Regions from separate parts of the Homo sapiens genome. Here region 1 is linked to region 2. A link is a contact called in ENCODE Hi-C data. All regions are on one chromosome and are shown on one strand. The core of a region is the stretch at or near the end of the contact, and the rest is flanking DNA. Distances in the headings are between cores, read along the strand shown.

Evidence for each region. Hi-C counts contacts between places; a loop is a spot of excess contacts on that map. Pooled maps may share reads with other maps.
Region 1: a loop to region 2 is called in a pooled map, with 11 times the contacts of the local background. The contact joins the promoter of EMX2 here to the promoter of VAX1 in region 2. A Hi-C loop is called at or near these places in 1 of 168 maps with a recorded cell type or tissue (naive thymus-derived CD4-positive, alpha-beta T cell), 27 of 37 single-sample maps with no recorded cell type and 13 of 50 pooled maps.

What each region holds. Positions count from the first base shown.
Region 1 is chr10:117,539,302-117,544,956 of GRCh38, forward strand. EMX2 (empty spiracles homeobox 2) reads left to right here and starts at 3,445. Exons shown (of 3, transcript NM_004098.4): 1 at 3,445-4,372. The coding sequence starts at 3,967. It also overlaps EMX2OS. RefSeq lists enhancers at 4,660-5,282, 5,283-5,655.
Region 2 is chr10:117,135,124-117,140,853 of GRCh38, forward strand. It overlaps VAX1 (ventral anterior homeobox 1), which reads right to left and starts at 3,147. Exons shown (of 3, transcript NM_001112704.2): 1 at 2,693-3,147; 2 at 1,349-1,536. The coding sequence starts at 2,933. RefSeq lists enhancers at 4,730-5,316, 5,317-5,730.

The sequences.
Region 1 (5,655 bases), core at 2,195-4,694, 400 kb after region 2:
CTCTAAGCTGGAGCCTCAGAAATCCCCACATCTCCCACTCCACGCAGGGCTACTTAACCAAACACCCACTCCTTGGGCAGCTAAGGAACAAAGGTGGCTGTATTCTGCAAGGCCTAAATCCACAAGTAAAGTTGAGTGGCAGGGCAGCTGCGCCATCTAGGAGCTTAGGGTCCAGTCCAGACCACAGTGCCCAGTGCCCTGGCACGACTCCACTGGCCAGTCTGGTTAATGAGTTACTATCCTAGTTAATTTCCCTGCACATCGGGGCCAGACCCCGCGAACCTTCCCGGGCCCTTCTGGCCCCGGGAATTAGCATAGATTACCCATGCATGAATTAGCATAGATTACCCAGCTTCTGGGGTTCTGAACTGCCCGACTCACTGGAAACCTGCTTCTCCTTCAAGGGGCTGGAGTGCAGCTCGGGTCTAGCAGCACTTGGAGCAGAGGAACTAGCATATCCTGGTTCCTTCAGGAAGGGGGACACCAGATCTCAGATCCTGCTGCCCCTTTACCCCTGCCTACGTGTTGGCTAGCTAGAGCCCCTGGGGCAAACCTGGCCACAGAAGGGCAGTTTATAAAAGGCAGGTAGCCTGCAGAGGATGCCGACTGACTGAAGTGGGACTGTGGAGCACTCTACCCCTCTACTGCAGCCAGATGTCCCTGCCTGGGGCAGAAGGCTGAGGGGTCCCATCTCCAGCCCAACACTGTCCTGGTTAAGGGAATAATGATTGCACCTTAGCGCCCAGGGCTGCAAGTTTTAAAAGAGGGAAGGCACCCATCACCCTTATACATCACAAACCATCTGGGTCTCACCCAATCTCCCAGACAGACTGGATACCTGTTGCCCTAAAGGTCAATGACTTTTATGCCCCCATCCAAGATCACTAAGGGTGGAGTTTCAGTGGCTCCAGTTTGCAACCTCTGAGTCTCAGGCTGAGTTTGGAGGGTCTGGCCTGAGGGCACTGCCAGAATCTGGCCCTCCAGTCCTCCTTCTGAAGTTTGCATGAAAGGTGCACTCTCCTGCTTGCCAGGATTCAGGATGCACAGTCTGCCTAAGCTGAGTGTTTGTTTCCAGCCTCAAAAACCTGAGGGCGGACCTCTAGCTCCACCCTAAGCTTACTGGCTGGGCACAGCCAAAAGACCTCCCCCCTCTGCCATGTCTTCAGGCTCCCTGCTGGCCTAGCTGGGGTTAGAGGAGAGGCCTGTAACCTCACAGCCTAATTGAGAGAGGGATTTCCAAACTGTAGACAATATTTTGGGGGACAGTGGTCCAGGCCCAAGGGAGGTGCATCTTTAAGTGCACCCCTACCCCAAGGGCTGGATCCAAAGCCCAGAATCTTTGGGCCTGGAAAAAGGGGAGGAGGAGAAAGCAAAGCCACCTGGAACTGACAGAGGGACAATACTGGGCTAGGACCCCAGCCCAGAACTTCGAAGCCTAAGGGAAAGGCAGGTGTCTCCCACTGTGAGGGCAAAGCTGAGGCGCACACCTGTCTCATCTGTGAAGATGTGTATGTGTGTTCCCTGGGAAGGTGTGGGGTGGGGGCAACAAAGATGATCTCTGCCAGTTCCTCACGAATCTGTCTGGTGCCCTGACAACCCCGGAAAACACTGCTCCCAACTCCTCTCTTGCCTGGTTTCCCAAAAGAGGTTTTTGGACACTTGCCCCAACACAACATTATATCTGGAATAAAGGAGTAATTGACACAAACATAAATATACACCAGATGAAACCAAGGGAGGAAGCAGGTAGCTCGTCCTGAGACCTGTCCCCTCAACTATGCATCTGGTGGCAGTGCAGCCTGGCTCACGGTGGACTTCACTCTTCTCCTCCCATTGCCATCGGCTTCCCAGGTTTCACGGCAACCTAGTCACCAAACACAGGCAATTCTGCGTTCTTAGGAGAAATGACAGGGGCCTGGGAGTAATAGTTTTAAACGACGCTAGAATTTTTTTTTATCATTAATTGTAAACGTGCAAAATACCTGCTGGTACTTCACTTTAGAAGAATGTAATTGGCAAAAGGAAAAAAAGGAAAAAAGAGGCGGCTGATGAATAGATAATAGATCTTTAACCACCAATAAACAGAGAGCAGCGCCAGCAGCCTGGGGATGTGATCATAATTATGCCGCCGCGCGAGCCAATGGGGACGAGGGAACTCGGTCCTAAAATCATCCCAAAACCGAAGGCGAGCTCGAAAATGCGGACACGGCCCGGGACCGGAGATGCGATCCGTAGTCGTTAGTTGCACTGGGTTTGCACAGCAACCACCACCCCCCCACCAACCCCGGGACAACAGATGGCATAATAATAATAATAGAAATAATAATAATAAAATAATATCATCTATAATAATAATAACATTGACCACACTGACAAAAATAATTACGACGGAACCTTAATAGTACAGTAGCACCATATCGGGCTCTCCCCTGACCTTGGACTGCCGGTCCCAGATATTCCAGAAGGAATTGTTTTGGGGAAGGAGGTGAGCACCCTCCCAGACAGAAAACGCTAGAGACCGTGGGGCGAGAGAGGGAGAGAGTTGGAAGCCCACTGCTCCGGCGGGGTCGGCAGCTCCCGGTCTCAACTCGCAAACGAACGAGCCGGGTCAAGAATCGCGAACGCACCGACCCTGGGACCTCGAGGCTAAGCGTGGTTGATGGGGTGGGAGGACCCCGTACCCCTCACTCCAGGATCCCTCCTGGCCTAGGAAACCGCTGGGAGTTTTGCTAAGTGTGGGGATTGGTATAACCGAACGGCGCCTTTAGCCCGGGAACCAGCCCCTGCCCGCTTACCCTCGCGGTGCTCTTGGGGCGATCCCAGTTCTCCCGACGCGGGGCCGCGTAAGGCAGCAGCGGCGGAGCGCTAGGCTAGAGGAATCTGTCTGTCCTTCTGTCCTACCAGCTTGGGCGAGGCAGGCTCGGGATTCAGGGGGCCGCAGCGGAGGCGGCGCCGGCCAGGGACTCTGCAGGGACCGGGGTGCCCCGGAGGGAGTGGTGCTGGTGGAGGAGGAGGCGGTGGCTGAGGGGGAGTAGGTGGGGAAAGAGGAGGAGGAAGAAGAGGAGGAGGAGGAAGAAGAGGAGGAGGAGGAGAAGAAGAAACTGGAGGAAGAGGAGGAGGCGAAGGAGGAGGAGAAGCCGCAGCGGGCGCCGCAGGAGCGAGTGAGCTGGGAGCGAGGGGCGAAGGCGCGGAGAAGCCCGGCCGCCCGGTGGGCGGCAGAAGGCTCAGCCGAGGCGGCGGCGCCGACTCCGTTCCACTCTCGGCCCGGATCCAGGCCTCCGGGTTCCCAGGCGCTCACCTCCCTCTGACGCACTTTAAAGAGTCTCCCCCCTTCCACCTCAGGGCGAGTAATAGCGACCAATCATCAAGCCATTTACCAGGCTTCGGAGGAAGCTGTTTATGTGATCCCCGCACTAATTAGGCTCATGAACTAACAAATCGTTTGCACAACTTGTGAAGAAGCGAACACTTCCATGGATTGTCCTTGGACTTAGGGCGCCCTGCCCGCCTTTTGCAGAGGAGAAAAAACTTTTTTTTTTTTTTGCCTCCCCCGAGAACTTTCCCCCCTTCTCCTCCCTGCCTCTAACTCCGATCCCCCCACGCCATCTCGCCAAAAAAAAAAAAAAAAAAAAAAAAGAAAAAAAAAGAAAAAAAAAGAAAAAAAATTACCCCAATCCACGCCTGCAAATTCTTCTGGAAGGATTTTCCCCCCTCTCTTCAGGTTGGGCGCGTTTGGTGCAAGATTCTCGGGATCCTCGGCTTTGCCTCTCCCTCTCCCTCCCCCCTCCTTTCCTTTTTCCTTTCCTTTCCTTTCTTTCTTCCTTTCCTTCCCCCCACCCCCACCCCCACCCCAAACAAACGAGTCCCCAATTCTCGTCCGTCCTCGCCGCGGGCAGCGGGCGGCGGAGGCAGCGTGCGGCGGTCGCCAGGAGCTGGGAGCCCAGGGCGCCCGCTCCTCGGCGCAGCATGTTCCAGCCGGCGCCCAAGCGCTGCTTCACCATCGAGTCGCTGGTGGCCAAGGACAGTCCCCTGCCCGCCTCGCGCTCCGAGGACCCCATCCGTCCCGCGGCACTCAGCTACGCTAACTCCAGCCCCATAAATCCGTTCCTCAACGGCTTCCACTCGGCCGCCGCCGCCGCCGCCGGTAGGGGCGTCTACTCCAACCCGGACTTGGTGTTCGCCGAGGCGGTCTCGCACCCGCCCAACCCCGCCGTGCCAGTGCACCCGGTGCCGCCGCCGCACGCCCTGGCCGCCCACCCCCTACCCTCCTCGCACTCGCCACACCCCCTATTCGCCTCGCAGCAGCGGGATCCGTCCACCTTCTACCCCTGGCTCATCCACCGCTACCGATATCTGGGTCATCGCTTCCAAGGTACGTGCCACGTCGCGGAACTGCAGCGCGCCGCTCCCGCCGCATCCTTCACTGCCCCCGGCCTGCTCCGGGTGGGCGCTTGGCAAGGCCTGGGCGGAGGTTCCTCCGGCTCGCGGGCCAGCGCGCCCTGTTGGGAAACTAGGCGGCGCGGGGCCGGGCGTGGTGTCGATCCCCAGTCTCCGAAGCTACGACTGGTTTGGAGTGATGGCCTGCGGGCCGCTTGACCCTTTGGGAAGGGGTGCGAACGGAGAAGTTGTCCCCCAGTGCGCTCGAATCAGAGCAGGCTGGGCTGTGCGTGCCCGGCGCCGCGGAGCCCAGAGCCCGCGGGATCCCCAGGCTCCTGGTACCCTCGGCAATGCCCCCAACCGTCCTGGCTCCGAGGGGCGCGGACAGGACTCGGCCGCCAGGCTTGCTTTCGACTGCGTTCGACCCTGTTCACCACCCACTTTGCGCCCCTTCAGTCCAGACCCGCGGCTTCTTAGTCTTCCACCCTCTTCTGGAGGCGAGAGGATCCTCGCGCCCCGGGAGAAAAGTATGGGATTTGTTTTTTCTTTCCTGCTTTTCGGAGGCCTGGGGAGGGGCGGGAACCCGTGCGGGAGGAAAGCTCCAGGGCTTGGCGCTCTCGCCGCGACCTGCTTAATTGGGGCGCCGAGCAGCCACAGCGGGAAGGCAGGTTCGGTCTGGTTTTTGTTTTTCTTTCTTTCTTTAAAAAAAAAAAAAAAGAACCTGGTCAGGAAACTGTCTTAGAGGGAAATATCTGTTCGTGTGTTTTCATTTCTTGCGATATTTTTTATTTGTTTGTTTTTCTCTGGGTACGGGGTGGGAGGAGGAGAGTTAAAACTTCAGAAAAAGGAGTAATTAGTTTACGGATTGGAGTCAGTAAAAGACCTACCTCCGGCGGCAGCCGATCAATACTCCGCGGCTTGTCCATTCATTAACCCATTGCGTTCCTGCCGGAGCCTAGAATCGGGTAGATGTCACCCCCCTCCCCATATTTTAAAAAATCAAACCAAAGGAAAAAAAACCCAAAAAGCCTTTTACCCTTAATCCCGAACTGGATTTGCCTGCATCCTGCCTGGACTGTCGGCTTGTTTTTCTTTGTTTGGGTTTTCGGTGAATCGATTTCCTATGCTAATGAGTGAACCCAAAACTCTGAGGCTTTGCTTGAAAAGTTTAGGGCTGCCCTTCCTCATTCGCTATCAGTCATGCTTATGGTCCCCTCACCAGACCCGGAGCCGCTGGGATCTTCCTGCGTTACAGACTGTCCTGGCGGTGTCTGCAAG
Region 2 (5,730 bases), core at 1,897-4,396:
AGCACTACTCCTGGTGAAGGCTACAAAGGACCATTTCCTGCTTAAGACGTGACCATTAGCTAGCAGCAAGCAGGGAAAGTGGCTGCAGGAGAATAATATGTGCGGGAGACTTTATGTAGACCGAGATTTCTGCACCTCTTCTCACCAGATAGCTGCATTGAAGGGTCTGGTGATACTCTTAGTTTATCTCTCCACTGGTCTGAGTCATGAACTTGGAATCATGGGAGAAAGTCAGGAGGCTGAGGTGGATTGAATATTCCCCACTAACCTCCCCTCTCATTCTTCTGCCCCTCTGCAGGCCTAGCAGTGGCCCAGAAGAGTTTTGCAGCAATAGGCAAAGACTATCCTATCTAGATTTTATAAACTAAGAGGAGTAGTAGCAGAGAGAATAGAAAAAGCTACCATACCAACTCAAACTCAAAAAGAACACCCCTATCTGTTCTGTCAGTCCTCAGCTTTCAGCCCAGATCCCGGACCTAAAATGCTCTCCACCTGCTTCAGGGTTGGGCATGGGGAAAAGGATCAGTCTTCAGAAAGAAGGCTGCCGTAGCTAGGCCAAGCTGGTGACATGCCACTTGGCAAGTTCTTGGGTCCTCTCCTGGGCCCAGAGCCCACATGGCCAGCTCCAAGGGGCATCATATGGATTTAATGTAAAGGGAAAGATCTAAAGCACAATCAGCAGTACTGGCTTCTGGGTCCTAGATCTCCTTCCCATCACACACCTCACACATCACTGGCCCAGAAGACAGGGTCTCCTAGGTGCTCAGGGCTGGGGCCAGCTCAGAATGGGGAAAGCCTTCCTTTAAGGGTCAGGGCAGCCTGATCTGCACAGGCAGATCTCCAGGAGGGCGTACACCTAATTCCTGGGAATCACCCATGGTGCTGGGGCAGGGGGTGTTAGATCTAGCCTCACTCCTGTAGAATGGGCCTGGACGCTGAGTACAGCTGGGTGGGCCCACAAGGGGTGGGGCCTAGAAATCTAGCCAAAATGGGGTACCCCAAACAAGGGCAAAAGTCAGTTCTTTGTAGAGCAGAAGCTCGAAGGAAATGCTCAAAACCGGGGGACAATAAAAATTCCAAAAGGACAGGATTTGGGGCCTTCTGGGCCTAGGCCAAGGTGGATAAAACATGGGCCCTGGAGGATTTGGGGATGGCAGGAATGGTGGGGGGAAAGGATGTATTATCTAGGGGAAGGAATCCTTAGGCCTGTCTTACCCATCCTTCCCATCTCCTCCACCTCCCAAGGGTAGTTCTGTCCAGAGCAGGTTAGGAGGTGAAGAGCAGGCTAGGTAGGGGTGGTGGGGAGGAAGGCTGGTGCAGAACTGTGTGCGGCCTGGTCGCCGGGTACCTGGGTCTCGGAGAGGTTAAGCTGCCGGGCGAGCTCGGTCCTCTCGCGGCCCACCACGTACTGGCAGCGCTGGAACTCCATCTCCAGCCGATAGAGCTGCTCCGCGGTGAAGGACGTGCGCGTCCTCTTAGGCCGGTCCAAGTCCAGGCCCTTGGGCAGGATGATCTCTCGGATGGACCCCTTGGCATCTGGGGAAGGGGAGATGTCAGCCGCCAGAACCCTCCCGTCCCCCTCCACCTCCTTGGCCCGAGCTGGATTTGGGGACACAGTCCCCAGAAGCGTGCAGTTTTGGGGATGGGGGGCGGGGTGCGGAGCGCGACCACAACCAGGTAGCAAAGACACTGTGTGGAGGGCAAGGGGCCTAACTCCATACCGCTGACCGAAGGAGGGACCACACTTTGTCTTTTTGTAGAGTCCTCCAGACAGGGGAGAGAAAAAAATCCAATCAATTCCACATAGGCGGACGTTTCTTCCGGCCTGGGGGGGCCTCGGCTGAGCCTTCCGGGTCCCCTGTAGCCTGAGGGTACCCTTGTCGCCCCGCCCGGGTCCTGCGGGCCCCAGCTCTGGGCTTGCCGACCAGACCGTGATCCAGACGTCCCCACCCCCACCCTCGAGTCTCCTTCCCTCCGGAGTCCGCGCGGCGGAAGGAGGAGGGACTGAGTCGGGGCCGGCCGGGCCCGGAGATCTGCTGCTGGCTGGGGCGGCGCCGGGCCGGGGCCCGGCCTCGCAGCCTCCGCCGCCGGGGCTAAGTGCACGCCGCGCCATCCGAGAGCGGCAGAGCAGAGCACCAAAGCGGCAACCGCGGCTCCGTAACCAAGCCCAGCTGCCTCTCCCGGCGGCAGCGGTCGGGCACCGATCGCGGCCGTGGGGTCCTCGGCCCAGTGCACTAACTGGCAGGGCCGTAGCCCGCGATCGGCAGCTGTTCTCCGGGGCTCGCGTTCCCCCTTGGGTGCGCTCAGCCCTCCAGAGCGCGGGAGTCCCCTGGCCGGCTCCCGGCAGGTCGTCCGGCCCTTGGAGCGCGCACACCTCCTCCCGGAGTTTTCTGCTCCTTTCCCGGGTCGGAGGCCGCAGCCCGATGCCCGGCCGCACCCGCGCAGCCCCTCATCTCCCCCCGCAGCCCGGTCAGCGGGGCCCCTCCGGGCGTGGAGGGCCGAGGCCCCTGGAGAGCGCACCGGAGAGTCCCAGGCGCTTGTCCCCAGCCGGACTCGGGGCGGGGAGGGCCAACAACTTTCTCCCAAGTCCCAGCCGGCACTCCTTCCCACCGGCCTGTGTCGGCGGCAGCGCGCAGCTCCGGCCCCGGAGTCGACCCCAAAGAACGCGCCTGGCAGCCCTGCCCATCCCTACCTCGGACCAGGATCCGGCGGCAGTAATCCGGGTCCGCTGCGGAATTGGATTTACTTTTGTTACAATCCTCAGCAGCGCCCGACGCTGAGAAGGCGCCCTGCGGCTCCTTGAGGAAGGCGGCTGGGAGGTTCCCCTCCGCGCCCTTGCTCTCCCGACTCTCCTTGTGCGCGTTCTTCGAGACCCGGGCAGCCTCGGCGTCCGAGTGGCATCGAACGTCCATTTTGTCTGGTTTCCCGAACATAGGCAAGAACAACAACAAAAACAGAAAGGAAAAAAAAAGCAAAAAAAAAAAAAAGGGGGGGGGGCGGAGAAGGAAAAAAAAAAGAGGAAAAAGGGGACAAAACCCCCGACAACGCGGCCCGTACGCCCGGCCCGGCGACAGGCAAGGGGCAAGAATGAATGTCCCCGCGGGGAGGCTTCGGCGGCCGCGCGCGGGTCAGCGGCGACGGGAGAGTGGCGCGCTCGCCGAGAGGCGGCCAGTCTGGTCCAGGATCCTGGTGGAGCTGCGGCGAGGCCGCCTCGTCAGCACCCGCGTCCTCTGAGCACGTCCAGTGTCCCCAGCCTGGCGATCAGGTAGCGAACAGCGCAACTCCGAAATGCTGCGGCTCCCGCCTGTTTCTGAGACGGCGAGTTGTAGTTGTCCGACACCCGGGGGGACGCACACTCGCTGTTGCAATTGATTACGGGTAATTTCGCAGCCCCCACGTTTCGGTTACCTCATGAATACACTAAATTGTTTGGATAATATATCAGATCGTAATGGATGGTTTCTGTCCTTGTCCCCAATCAAGTAGGGGTTTAGCCAGTGAATAAACGGAAATGATTGGTCTTGCTTTCAGGAAACACACAATCAAAGACCCACACTTCCAGAAAAACTTTTGACAAGATTCATCCTGAATTGTTAGTACCATTAGCAGGCATTATTAACTTTCCTTTTGCCTTTGACCCTCCTGCTCACATACTGGCTAGAGGGGTTTTCTCCACACTCGCCAGATAGAGCTGAATGAGGGTTGGGCGGCGGGGGGGTGTGGGGGGAGAAAAAAAAAACCCTGCGCACCCTGCGGCAGAAGAAAGCAGTTGTCTGGGAGTGGGGGATGGGGGACAGAGCGGGGGGAGAAAGTTTTCCCAAAAAGTATCTCCCTTGCACTCTAAAAAAGCCAAGATTTTCCCCTAAACAACTCCTTCTTAACACACCTCGACGCAGACAGCCATCTTAAACTGCCACCTCTCTTCATTTAGTTCCAGTTGGATTTTTTCATGCCTGCACCTCCAGCAGCCCTGAGGCAGCCCATTCAAAGGGCAGCTTTGTACTCAGAGTCCAGCAGGAGAGAGAGGGGGAGAGGGAGAGACGGCCGAGAAATCTCAACTGTGAGATCTGCTTCAAAAAAAAAAAAAAAAAGTTTTCCCCTAGCTATTTCATTGTCTCTGCTACAATATCTTTGAGAAAAGCAACAGCCAGTAATCCAATAAGAGCATTGATTAGGCTACAATGATTCAATTCAAGCGCATGGCCTTGTGCAAGGAGCATGCTCCAGCCCTTCTCGTCACCTTGCCGGGGCAGAAGCCCTCTCCACGCCGCTCTCCCCATTCATTCCTTTATGGGAAATGCGGAGCAAAAGGAGTGAAAGATGGCAATTATCTAATTGGACTATTAACAAACAGTCCTCTGAGTGCGGCGGTCTGGCGTGGCTCCTGGGCGGGGGAAGGGCCGTGTTCCCTGCCCTCATTCACAAAGAGTGCAGGGGCCGGGGAGGAAAGGGGTTTTTTAAAGGGGGTGGGTGGGGGGAGAGGAGAGGTGGGAGGTTTGGCTGAGAATTTTTCCACACAATTCCAAGAATGGGGCGGAGGCGGGGGGAGGGGAGGGGGTTGGGGAGGGGGTCGCGGCGAGCGGGTGGGAGGAAGGCCGGGAGGGGGAGGGGTGCGAGTGTGTGTGGCGGGCCCCTAGGGGCTCCAGCTCGCAGCGACGCGCGCACCGTCCGCACCTCCCGCCCCGCCGCCACCTCCCCTGCCTCCGCCGCCACCCCGCGGGACCCCTCTACCGTCCCAAGCCAGGAGGGGGCCCCCTGAGCGGGGTCTTTCGCGCTGTCCACCCAGCCACCCCTCCAGCCACTTAGGGGCACCCAGGTTTGGCCCAGCTCCGGAGGGCATCTCTGGCCCTGCAGGCCGACATCAGGCTTCCACTTTAGTTGACTGGGCGGAGCGGTGGAACTGTCCCGAGCTACTCTCCGCAGGGCGGCGGGTTTCCAGGGTCCCCAGCGGGCTGATCGCCCCTCAGCCCGGCTTCGCTGCGCACGCTGCCCTCGAAGTCCGACGCCGACTGGGCGCCCGGGGAAAGTGCCTTTGATTACGAGCTCTGCTCCGGCGGGTTGGTGAGGCGGGTGGGAGCAGAGACGGGTAAGAGGGGTAAGGGACTTTGCGGCCACCCTGTTCTGAAGATGTAGAGTGGGATTGTGTTAAAATCCGGCGAACTCTCCTGTTACCTCCCGCAACGCTCAAAAGCCCAGACTGGCGCCTTGAGGCACCGAGGGCTTTGCTCCCATGCGGCCAAGCCGTCGGGGGTGCAGCCGCCGGGTCTTGACTCCCACTACCGCGTCGCGGGTGCGGGTCCCTGGGATTCGGGTCCTCCTGATGGGGGTCCCTGCAGCAGATGGGGCATTCACTTCCCTGCAGAGCTCGGCCCGAGGGAGCTCCTGGGCCTCCTTGGGCAGGGAGGGGTGCGACCGAATTCCCTGGCACACCGGCCCTTCCTTGCCCCCTACCCTGGAGGGGTTGGAGGGGTCGGACCCTCGGACTACGCGAGATCGGGTGCGCAGGAGGATTCTAGGCCTTCCTCAGCCCTTTAGGAGCCCTGCAGGCGGCGGAAGTCCCAAACCGCAGCCTTGGCCCAAATGGGACCCAGATGGCTCTGGGTCCCCGGCCCGGCCGCACCCCTCTGTACGGCCTCCTTCTGTCGGTGAAGGCCGCAGCGGCCTGGGAAACCCATGCGGACACCTGCGGCGCCCGGTCAAAGACCTGGAAGAAAGCTTTTTAAAAAATAA